Regions from separate parts of the Homo sapiens genome. Here all the other regions are linked to region 2. The links are chromatin contacts, found by Hi-C or POLR2A ChIA-PET in ENCODE. All regions are on one chromosome and are shown on one strand. The core of a region is the stretch at or near the end of the contact, and the rest is flanking DNA. Distances in the headings are between cores, read along the strand shown.

Region 1 (2,764 bases), core at 157-2,656, 1.1 Mb after region 2:
CTCCTGGACCAGACTGCTTCCCCTCCTTCTCCCAGGACCTGGCCGTACCTGGAGGGTGGAGCCCTCCGTTGAGCCTGCTTGCTTGAACTTCCCTTCCTCCCCTGCACTAGCAGGCCCCTCAGGCCTCATGGGGACACTCTTCCCCAACCCCCTACCTCACCCCCTCACCCCTCACCTAGAAGGAGGTCAGAAGAATTTGGTGCCATGGAAAGGAACATGGGGCATGGAGCACTTGAGGACACTCCCGGGACCCCCTCTGCAGGGGAAGGTGGAGCTCTGGGGCCAGAGGCTATGAGAGCACCAGCCAGCTCAGTGCACATTTGTCTGAGTCCGGAGTCCCAGTGCTGCTGTGAATGCGCTGAAGGGGTGAGGCAGGGATGGGGTGTTAGGGAGGAAAGAGAACTCTTTGTGAGTCACATTTCAGACGCCTCCATTCCCATTCATACATTAGGGTCTGTGGGGGACTGGGGCACATCAATATATTGTTAGAGAAAAAATGTATATGCAATATAAATGCATTAAGAAAAAAAAACACCCGAAGAAACGATTCTGACATGTTAATAGTGGTTCTATGTGGCAGTGGGATCGAGGATTTTTATACCGTACTTTCATATGTTTTCCAAATTTTCTACACCAAGCACGTGTTAGTTACGTAATTTAAAACTTATTTATTTTTAAACCAAATTCTCCAGCCAACTGTGCTTTTCCCCAGTTGCAGTAACTTTCCTTTCAGTCAGGTTTCTGGGTGAATCCAAAGAACAAGGCGGCCTCTCAAGCCCACATCATGTCACGTTCATATTTTCATTCTTCCTTCGTTGGGCCGGCTCTGCGGAGGCCGAGCGCTGGGGCTGGGGCGAGAACGGTGTCCCTGTCGTCAGGGAGTTTCCAGCTAGTGGCCTTCTCCCGCTTCTCAACCCATCCCCTCCCCTGTCCGCCGAGGTCGGGCTCTGACGGGAGCGGGCCGCCCTCCGTCTGATAGGTGCGGTCTGGGGAACTTGAGCTGCCCAGTCTCCCTCCTTCTTTCCCCTGCTGCAGACCCCAACTCTGAGCTTGGGGGACAGGGAGGCCGAAAGGGCCCTGTTAAACGCTGGGTGCTGGGAAGCCGCCCCCTCCAGGGAGCCCTCAGGACCTCAGGCCAGGGCTGGAAGCGAGAGGAGGCCGGAGCCCAGGGAAAACGGGCGACCGGGGGCGGCGCGCGTGTCAGTAAGGAGCCAGGCGGCGGGGACGGAAGCTCCGGGAGGGCGGCGGGCCGGGGCGGGTGTCAGAAGGCTCCGATTGGGCCTTCTGCGGCCCTGCTTCCCCCGCCCCCGAACCCCCCAAAAGCTGCGGGCAGCGGCAGGGCGCCTGCGACACAGGGGCGCGCCGCGCGGGACCTGAGGAAAAGCTACGGCCAAGCCCCGAGCACAGGCGCGCCGCCGCGCTGGCTCCGGGAACGCGGACGCACGGCGGGGCTGCCACAGCAACGCAGACAGGAGCGCGGCGACTGGCGGAACCGCGGAGAGGCGGGACTCAGGAGGCGTCTCGCGAGAGTTAGGCTTCGCGGGCTTCCGGCCGGTGCCGGCCGCGGGGGCCGACGGGGTTAGGCTTCCGGCGTGGGTTGTGTGGCCTCTCCCAGCTCCACGCGTTTCTGGGCGCCGGGCACTAGGCGAGCCGGCCGGGCTGGCGCGAGGCCGCAGGCGGGAAGAGTCCCCGGGGTCGGCCCCGAAGCGGCTCTGGAGGCAGTAGCCGGGGACGCCGAGGTCAGGGAGGAGGCGGATCCGAGCGCGGTCCCGCAGGGCCCTGTCCGTTCTTCCGCCTCGGCCGGTCCCGTCAGGCCGCCTTTAAATGCCCGGCGCCTCGCACCTGCTAACAAAACGAGCTCCTGCTGTTCCCCAGCTCCGTAAATGGTGCCCCTGGCCCTCCCCAGTTCTCAGGCAGAGCCTTGGCGGCCTCCCTGACCCCTAACACCCCGCATCCAGCCCGGCAGTACATCCTGTTGGCTGTGCCTTCGAAATTTCCCCAGACCTGACCTCTTCTCCCACCTCTGCCACCACCCTGCTCCGAGCCGTCTTTTCCCGCCGAGATGACTGTAGTAGCGTCTCAGCTGGGTCTCCCCGCTTCCACCTTCCCCTCCTGAGTCTCCTCAACACAGGAGCCAGAGCGATCTCGGAAAGTACAGGAGGTCATGCCCCAGTGTGGTTCCCCTTTCCTGGGTTTAAGTCAAGGTCCTCACCGTGCCTGCCGGCCTCCCGGGTCTCTGCGCGGTGGACTCTGGACCTCCCTGCCCCGTCCTGCCTCAGGGCCTTTGCACCTGCTGTTACCGCGGCCTGGAACGCTCCTCCCCTGAAACCCTGTGACTCCCACTTAGTGAGGCGACCACCTGTTGAAAACCGTGCCCCCTTCCTATACAGATGCTCCTGTCATATGGGGTTAGATTCCCCATCAACCCATCATAGGTTAAAGCATTGTAAGGCAATTTACGGTAGGTTTATCCGGATGTAACCCCATCTGTAAGCGGAGGAGTATACTGAATGTGTATGGCGTTTGTACCATGGCAAAGCCAAAATGTAAGTCAAACTCGAAGTCCAGGACGGTCTGTGGCCTGTACTCCCTTGCTTTCCCTCCCCGGCTCTTAGCGCCATCCAGCATCGTTGATAATGTAATTTGATGTGTATTGTCTGAAAGCACCAAGACGGCAGAGTTTCTCTCTTATCCAGATCACAGTGTGTGCTCAGTAAACACTAGACTGAGGGGGTGTATGAGAGGTCTTTTTTTCCTCTCTCCT
Region 2 (2,745 bases), core at 246-2,745:
TCTGCCCAGGGACGCGAGTCCGGGTGGGTCTGTTGGAGGCCCAGCCCCGGCTTCGCCACGGGAGGGAACATACCTGACAGCCTTGCCCGGGCCCCCGGAGATTCTGGGCCTGGGGGCGCTCAGCACCCCTGGGAGGCCTGGGGCACGGGGGCCTTAGGCACGGGTCTCGGCGTCCGGGCTGACTGCAGCCCGCAGGTGAGCTGGGCCGGCCGCCTTGCCCTGACTCGCTGTTGTCACTCCCAAACACGGGGTCGCGAGCTAACGTTGCAGGGCCCCGGACTCCGCGTGGGGACCCCGGCCCCGCCCCCCAGCCTGTCGAGTCAATCTGAACGCTCTGCGACCTCGGGCGAGTCCGTCCCCTCACTGCGCGGCCTCACTGCCACCCCTACGCGGCCGGCGCTCCAACCCTGAAAATTCCAGCAGCGCACAAGGAAACCGTAGTGCCGGGCGCCTCTCGGGGTGTAACCAAAGCACCGGCGCCGCTCCTGGCGAGGAGTGAGCGCCCTGGACAAGCCTGTGGCTAAACCCACGCCAGCCCTGATCGCTGCTCTTAACTAGCATCGTAAACAGAAGAGGGTATCCCCCCGACCGCCCGAAGCTGGGGAGCCGACCTTCAAAAAAGTCAGGGCTCCCATTGTCTACCTCAGTTTCCCTATAATGTCTACAGGTGACCAGAATGAAACAAAGGCCTCACTCCACACCACCTTCTCAGCACATAAGGGGGCGGGGTAGCCCCAACCCGGAGCGCGCGCCTGGGGACAATCAGGCCTGTGATTTGAGGGGCAGGGATGTGTCGGGTCGGGTAGAAAGGGGCCTCGGTCTTCAAACGAACGGAGATCCGGGGCAGGGCGCCCCGTGGAGGGACCTGCATGGTGGTGGCTGCGCTTGGGGACGGGCGGGCTGTTTCCTATGGTGACCGGGGCGAGGTGAGGGCTCCTGAGAGCTCCCCCGCGCCCAGGGACGCAGAGCGTCGCGGACCCCCGCCGCGCCCCTTCCTCAGCCCGGCACTGGCGCCCGAGATCCTCGTGGAGCCCGAGGGGAAAGATTGCAAGGGACGTCCCAGGGAGCAAAGCCCCGCAGCGTGGCCGGGGACTCGGGGACCCACCCCAGCTCCGGCGCGGCCCCGCCCCGGGTCAGGCAGTTTCGGGGCGCAGCAGGGCCCTCCCCACGGCGCGGCAGTCCCGGGGAGGGGCCAGGCCCGTCAGCCCTTCGGCCCTCCCGGCGACCCTCGGAGGGCGCCCCAACTCAGACCCGCCCGCCGGCCCGCGCAGGGTCGCGAGCGCGCGGGGGTGGCGCGGGCGGGGCCGTTGGGAGGCGGTGCGGGCTGGGGGCGGGGCGGGCCGGGGCCCCACGTGTCCCTGCCCGGCGGGCCAATGGGTGCCCGGCTTTCGGAAAGATCGCCATATATGGACATGTTCTGGGGCCGCGCGCGCCGCCGGGCCGCGCGGGCGCGCCGCTTCCGCTTAAATAACGGCGGGGGAGGCCGCGGTCGGTCTCAGTCGCCGCTGCCAGCTCTCGCACTCTGTTCTTCCGCCGCTCCGCCGTCGCGTTTCTCTGCCGGTGAGCGCCCCGCCCCGGGGCCTGAGCTGGACGTCGCAGGCCTGCGCCCCCCGACCCCGGCTGGCCCCGCTTCCAGCTGCCGAGGCCTCGTCGCGCCTTCCCCGGGAACAAAAGGCGGGGTGGGCCGGGTCAGGCGGACGGGGCTGGGGGGGCGCCGGGGGTCCAGGGCGGGGCCCGGCCGCAGTGCAGACTTCCGAGCCGTGGACGTTACGTAAAAGGCCCGGCCTTCGGTTCCAGGCGGTTGCGATCTTGGAGGCCACGGCCGCTGGGGTTGGGGCAGGGCCGAGGCTTCCCCGCGGGAGGGCATTAGGTGGCTGTGGGGAGGGGACCGTGTTACAGACGCGCCCGCCTGAGTCCATCCTTTTCCGGGCAGGTCGCAATGGAAGAAGAGATCGCCGCGCTGGTCATTGACAATGGCTCCGGCATGTGCAAAGCTGGTTTTGCTGGGGACGACGCTCCCCGAGCCGTGTTTCCTTCCATCGTCGGGCGCCCCAGACACCAGGTGAGTGGATGGCGCCGCGGGGCTCCTGGGTTCTGCGTTGCGGGGTGGGTTCGGTGTCGCCGGCGAGGCTGACGGGTCGTCCCCTGCAGGGCGTCATGGTGGGCATGGGCCAGAAGGACTCCTACGTGGGCGACGAGGCCCAGAGCAAGCGTGGCATCCTGACCCTGAAGTACCCCATTGAGCATGGCATCGTCACCAACTGGGACGACATGGAGAAGATCTGGCACCACACCTTCTACAACGAGCTGCGCGTGGCCCCGGAGGAGCACCCAGTGCTGCTGACCGAGGCCCCCCTGAACCCCAAGGCCAACAGAGAGAAGATGACTCAGGTGAGGCTCGGCCGACGCCCGTGCTCCTCCCGTCCTTTCCCCAGTCATTTTCTGCCCGGCTTGATTTCTGACATTTAAGTGTTTCTTTCGCTGTTCCAGGCTCTGTTCCTCTCCCGGCATTTCCTCCCTGAAGCCTCCAGGTTTCTCATTTGGTTTCTGCCTGCGTTCTTTTCTTTTCTCCACACATCACACTGGCATGCAGCATGTTGTGGCGTGTGAGCATGGGGTGGCCGTGGGTCTCTGTCCCTGACTAAGCCGCCCCTTGTCCCTTCTCAGATTATGTTTGAGACCTTCAACACCCCGGCCATGTACGTGGCCATCCAGGCCGTGCTGTCCCTCTACGCCTCTGGGCGC
Region 3 (2,700 bases), core at 167-2,666, 1.3 Mb after region 2:
ATCTCTCCTTCAGAGTAGAAGGAGAGTTTAAAACTCCCCTACCCCTGCCACAGCCAAGCCCTGGCTCCCACCGTACCTCCTCCCCTCCACACTCTACCTGAAACAACCACCAGTGGACACTCCCTCCCTCAAACACCTTCAATGACTCCCCACCGCCCAGGCCTCTTTCTTTCCACCCGAAGTGTTTCCTTCTCCAATGCTACACTGGGGAACCACAGACCAGAAAACTCGAAAAATCCTCCAAAAAGCATTTTTTGTTTGTTTGACAGTTTCACCCAGGCTGGAGTACAGTGGGCAATCTCAGCTCACTGCAACCTCCGCCTCCCGGGCTCTAGCGATTCTCCCGCCTCAGTCTCCCAAGTAGGTGGAGTTACAGGCATGCGCCACCACACCCGGCTAATTTTTTGTGTTTTTAGTAGAAACGGGGTTTCATGTTGGCCAGGCTGGTCTCGAACTCCCGACCTCAGGTGACCCACCCGCCTTGGCCTCCCAAAGTTTTGGGATTACAGGCATTAGCCACTGCGCCCGGCCCCCTAAAGCATCTTATTGTTCCATCTGCTCTAGGGGCCGGAAGACACAAGAGAGAGCCCCAGGCACCCAACACTGTTGCATTCAATCCGCTTCCTGTCTTTTCTCTGACATTTTTTCCCAAGCACAGACACTGCCACCCAAATCAAAGCCCATCCCCCAACCACAACCAAAGTCAACAAGGTGGGGGCAGGGAAGGGCCACCACCATGTTTGCACAGCTCCTTCCCCTCCCGCCCTGGACTCCCCCAGGGCCCGGCCCGCCGGCTTGCAGGCAGCCATCCGGGAGGGGTGCCCACCCTGGCCTTGAGCCCCGCGCTCGGGCGACTTCGCCAAGTCGGAAGGACGCTGCGCGGTGCGGTTCAGACGGGGCGATGCCTCCCTCGTAAAAGTTAGGAGTCTGTTTTTGCAACTTCACTTTTCCGTTGTTGCCATTCGTACAGGCGCAGGATTCCCGGGCGGACCTGCAGGCCCGGGTCCGGCTGTCCCCTTCCACTACACCCCCCGTGCCCCGGCCACTTCCCGGGGGCAGCACTGCCGGGGCGCAAAGCCTCCTCCGCGCTCTGCGCTCCGGGGATGTCGCCGGGGTCCCAGGCGTGCCCGCTGCCCCCACCCCGACCCCTCCCGCAGCCGGGGAACAGGGTCAGTGGGCGCCGCGGGCGGGGCTGGACCGGGCACCCCGGCGGCGAAACCGAAACTTGGAGCCGGCAGGAAGAGGCGGCCGGGAGGGGCATCCGGACGCAGGCGCCGCTCCCCGGGACCCGGCCCGCCGGCCCGCGGGGCCCACTGTATCCTAGCCCGCTCCCCGCCCCGGGAGACTCTCCAGGCCCGCTCGCACCTGCGGCCCCCGAGCTCGCCGCCTGCCGCGCGCTGTCGCCCCTCGGGTCACGGGGCCCTGGGCCCCGCCCTGCCCGCCGCCGCCGCCGCCGGCCCCGCCCTGCCCGCCGCCGCCGCCGCCGGCCCCGCCCTGCCCGCCGCCGCCGCCGCCGGCCCCGCCCTGCCCGCCGCCGCCGCCGCCGGCCCCGCCCTGCCCGCCGCCGCCGCCGCCGGCCCCGCCCTGCCCGCCGCCGCCGCCGCCGGCCCCGCCCTGCCCGCCGCCGCCGCCGCCGGCCCCGCCCTGCCCGCCGCCGCCGCCGCCGGCCCCGCCCTGCCCGCCGCCGCCGCCGCCGGCCCCGCCCTGCCCGCCGCCGCCGCCGCCGGCCCCGCCCTGCCCGCCGCCGCCGCCGGCCCCGCGCAGGCGTGTGCGGAATTCCCCGCCGGTGGCGCCTCCCAGTGACTCCGGGCCCCCAGCCCCCGGGAGGCGCCTCGGGCCGCTGCGCGCCGGGTACAGACGCGGGAGGGGCCTCGGTTCCCGCCAGGCGTGGGGCGCATGCGGGTCTCCCGGAAGCCCAGACCCCGGGCAGGCCCGAGCAGCCGAGTGGGGCGGGACAGGCGCGCCCCCCGCCCCGGCGCCCAGCACCTCGGACAGTGTCTGCGGCCGCGCAGAGCCGGCGGCCAGCCTGGGAGCGGCCCAGAGGGCGCCCGGCGGGTGCAGTGGACGTCGTCAGCGCGCCGCGTGGGGGCCTTTGCAGATTAAGGGACCTCCGCGGCCCCGCGCGGAGCGCTCTGTCACTGATGATGGAGGGGCCACGGCGGTCCGCACCATCCCCCGTGCCTCAGTTTTCCCATCTGTGAGGCTCATGGTGTGACCAGGGACCTCCGTTTTAAAATCACCCACTTTCTTTTTCTTCCTTCTCCTCTCACCCCTTCATCCCGTCCCTCTCTGGACACTGCGCCCCTCTGCGCATTCCAGAGGGGACCCTCATCCTGAAACAATTCCCGGCGCGGAACCCCAGCTGAATGCTCCTGCTTGGGGCGGGGGGTCGCCAACAATTAGTCCAACATCCTCGACAGCCACCCCTCCTAACCGACAACTGCCCACGACAGCCATGGGAACAAGACACAGACCCTGCCCTTACCCCACTCCCCACGGTGCCCACGGCAAGTTTCCCTAGAAGAACTCGATGGCAGCCTGGGCAACATAGAGAGACCCCATCTCTACAAAAAAAATCATTTAAAAAAATTAGCTGGGCGTGGTGGTGCACCTGAAGAGGCTGAGGCAAGAGGATCGTTTGAGCCCAGGGAGCTCCAGGCTGCAGTGAGTCGTGATCATACCACTGCACTCCAGCCTGGA

Evidence for each region. A loop is a pair of places that touch in the nucleus more often than their neighbours do. ChIA-PET counts read pairs that join two places held with the same protein, here RNA polymerase II (POLR2A). Pooled maps may share reads with other maps.
Region 1: a loop to region 2 is called in a map of CD4-positive, alpha-beta T cell, with 3 times the contacts of the local background. The contact joins the enhancer-like site here to the promoter of ACTG1 in region 2. A Hi-C loop is called at or near these places in 1 of 168 maps with a recorded cell type or tissue (CD4-positive, alpha-beta T cell) and 9 of 50 pooled maps. POLR2A ChIA-PET finds 5 or more read pairs at or near these places in 1 of 52 experiments (PC-9).
Region 3: a map of B cell shows a loop between it and region 2 (13-fold over the local background). The contact joins the promoter of RNF213 here to the promoter of ACTG1 in region 2. A Hi-C loop is called at or near these places in 3 of 168 maps with a recorded cell type or tissue (B cell, CD4-positive, alpha-beta T cell and CD8-positive, alpha-beta T cell), 16 of 37 single-sample maps with no recorded cell type and 11 of 50 pooled maps.

What each region holds. Positions count from the first base shown.
Region 1 is chr17:80,453,538-80,456,301 of GRCh38, reverse strand. No RefSeq gene overlaps it. Among named protein-coding and RNA genes, the nearest start is that of NPTX1, 22 kb to the left of the region's middle. RefSeq lists silencers at 1,119-1,378, 1,639-1,848 and an enhancer at 1,056-1,885. Within about 2 kb of position 1,406, at least 39 of the 41 ENCODE cell types and tissues checked have a DNase peak (open chromatin) inside an H3K27ac peak, as active enhancers do; they include CD4-positive, alpha-beta T cell and PC-9, where a contact is called at or near this core.
Region 2 is chr17:81,511,549-81,514,293 of GRCh38, reverse strand. ACTG1 (actin gamma 1) reads left to right here and starts at 1,495. Exons shown (of 6, transcript NM_001614.5): 1 at 1,495-1,560; 2 at 1,934-2,062; 3 at 2,152-2,391; 4 at 2,668-2,745. The coding sequence starts at 1,940. RefSeq lists silencers at 70-259, 890-1,369, 1,570-1,739 and enhancers at 390-439, 470-749, 1,960-2,049.
Region 3 is chr17:80,259,568-80,262,267 of GRCh38, reverse strand. RNF213 (ring finger protein 213) reads right to left here and starts at 1,416. Exons shown (of 68, transcript NM_001256071.3): 1 at 1,366-1,416. RefSeq lists silencers at 539-678, 1,059-1,408, 1,688-2,037.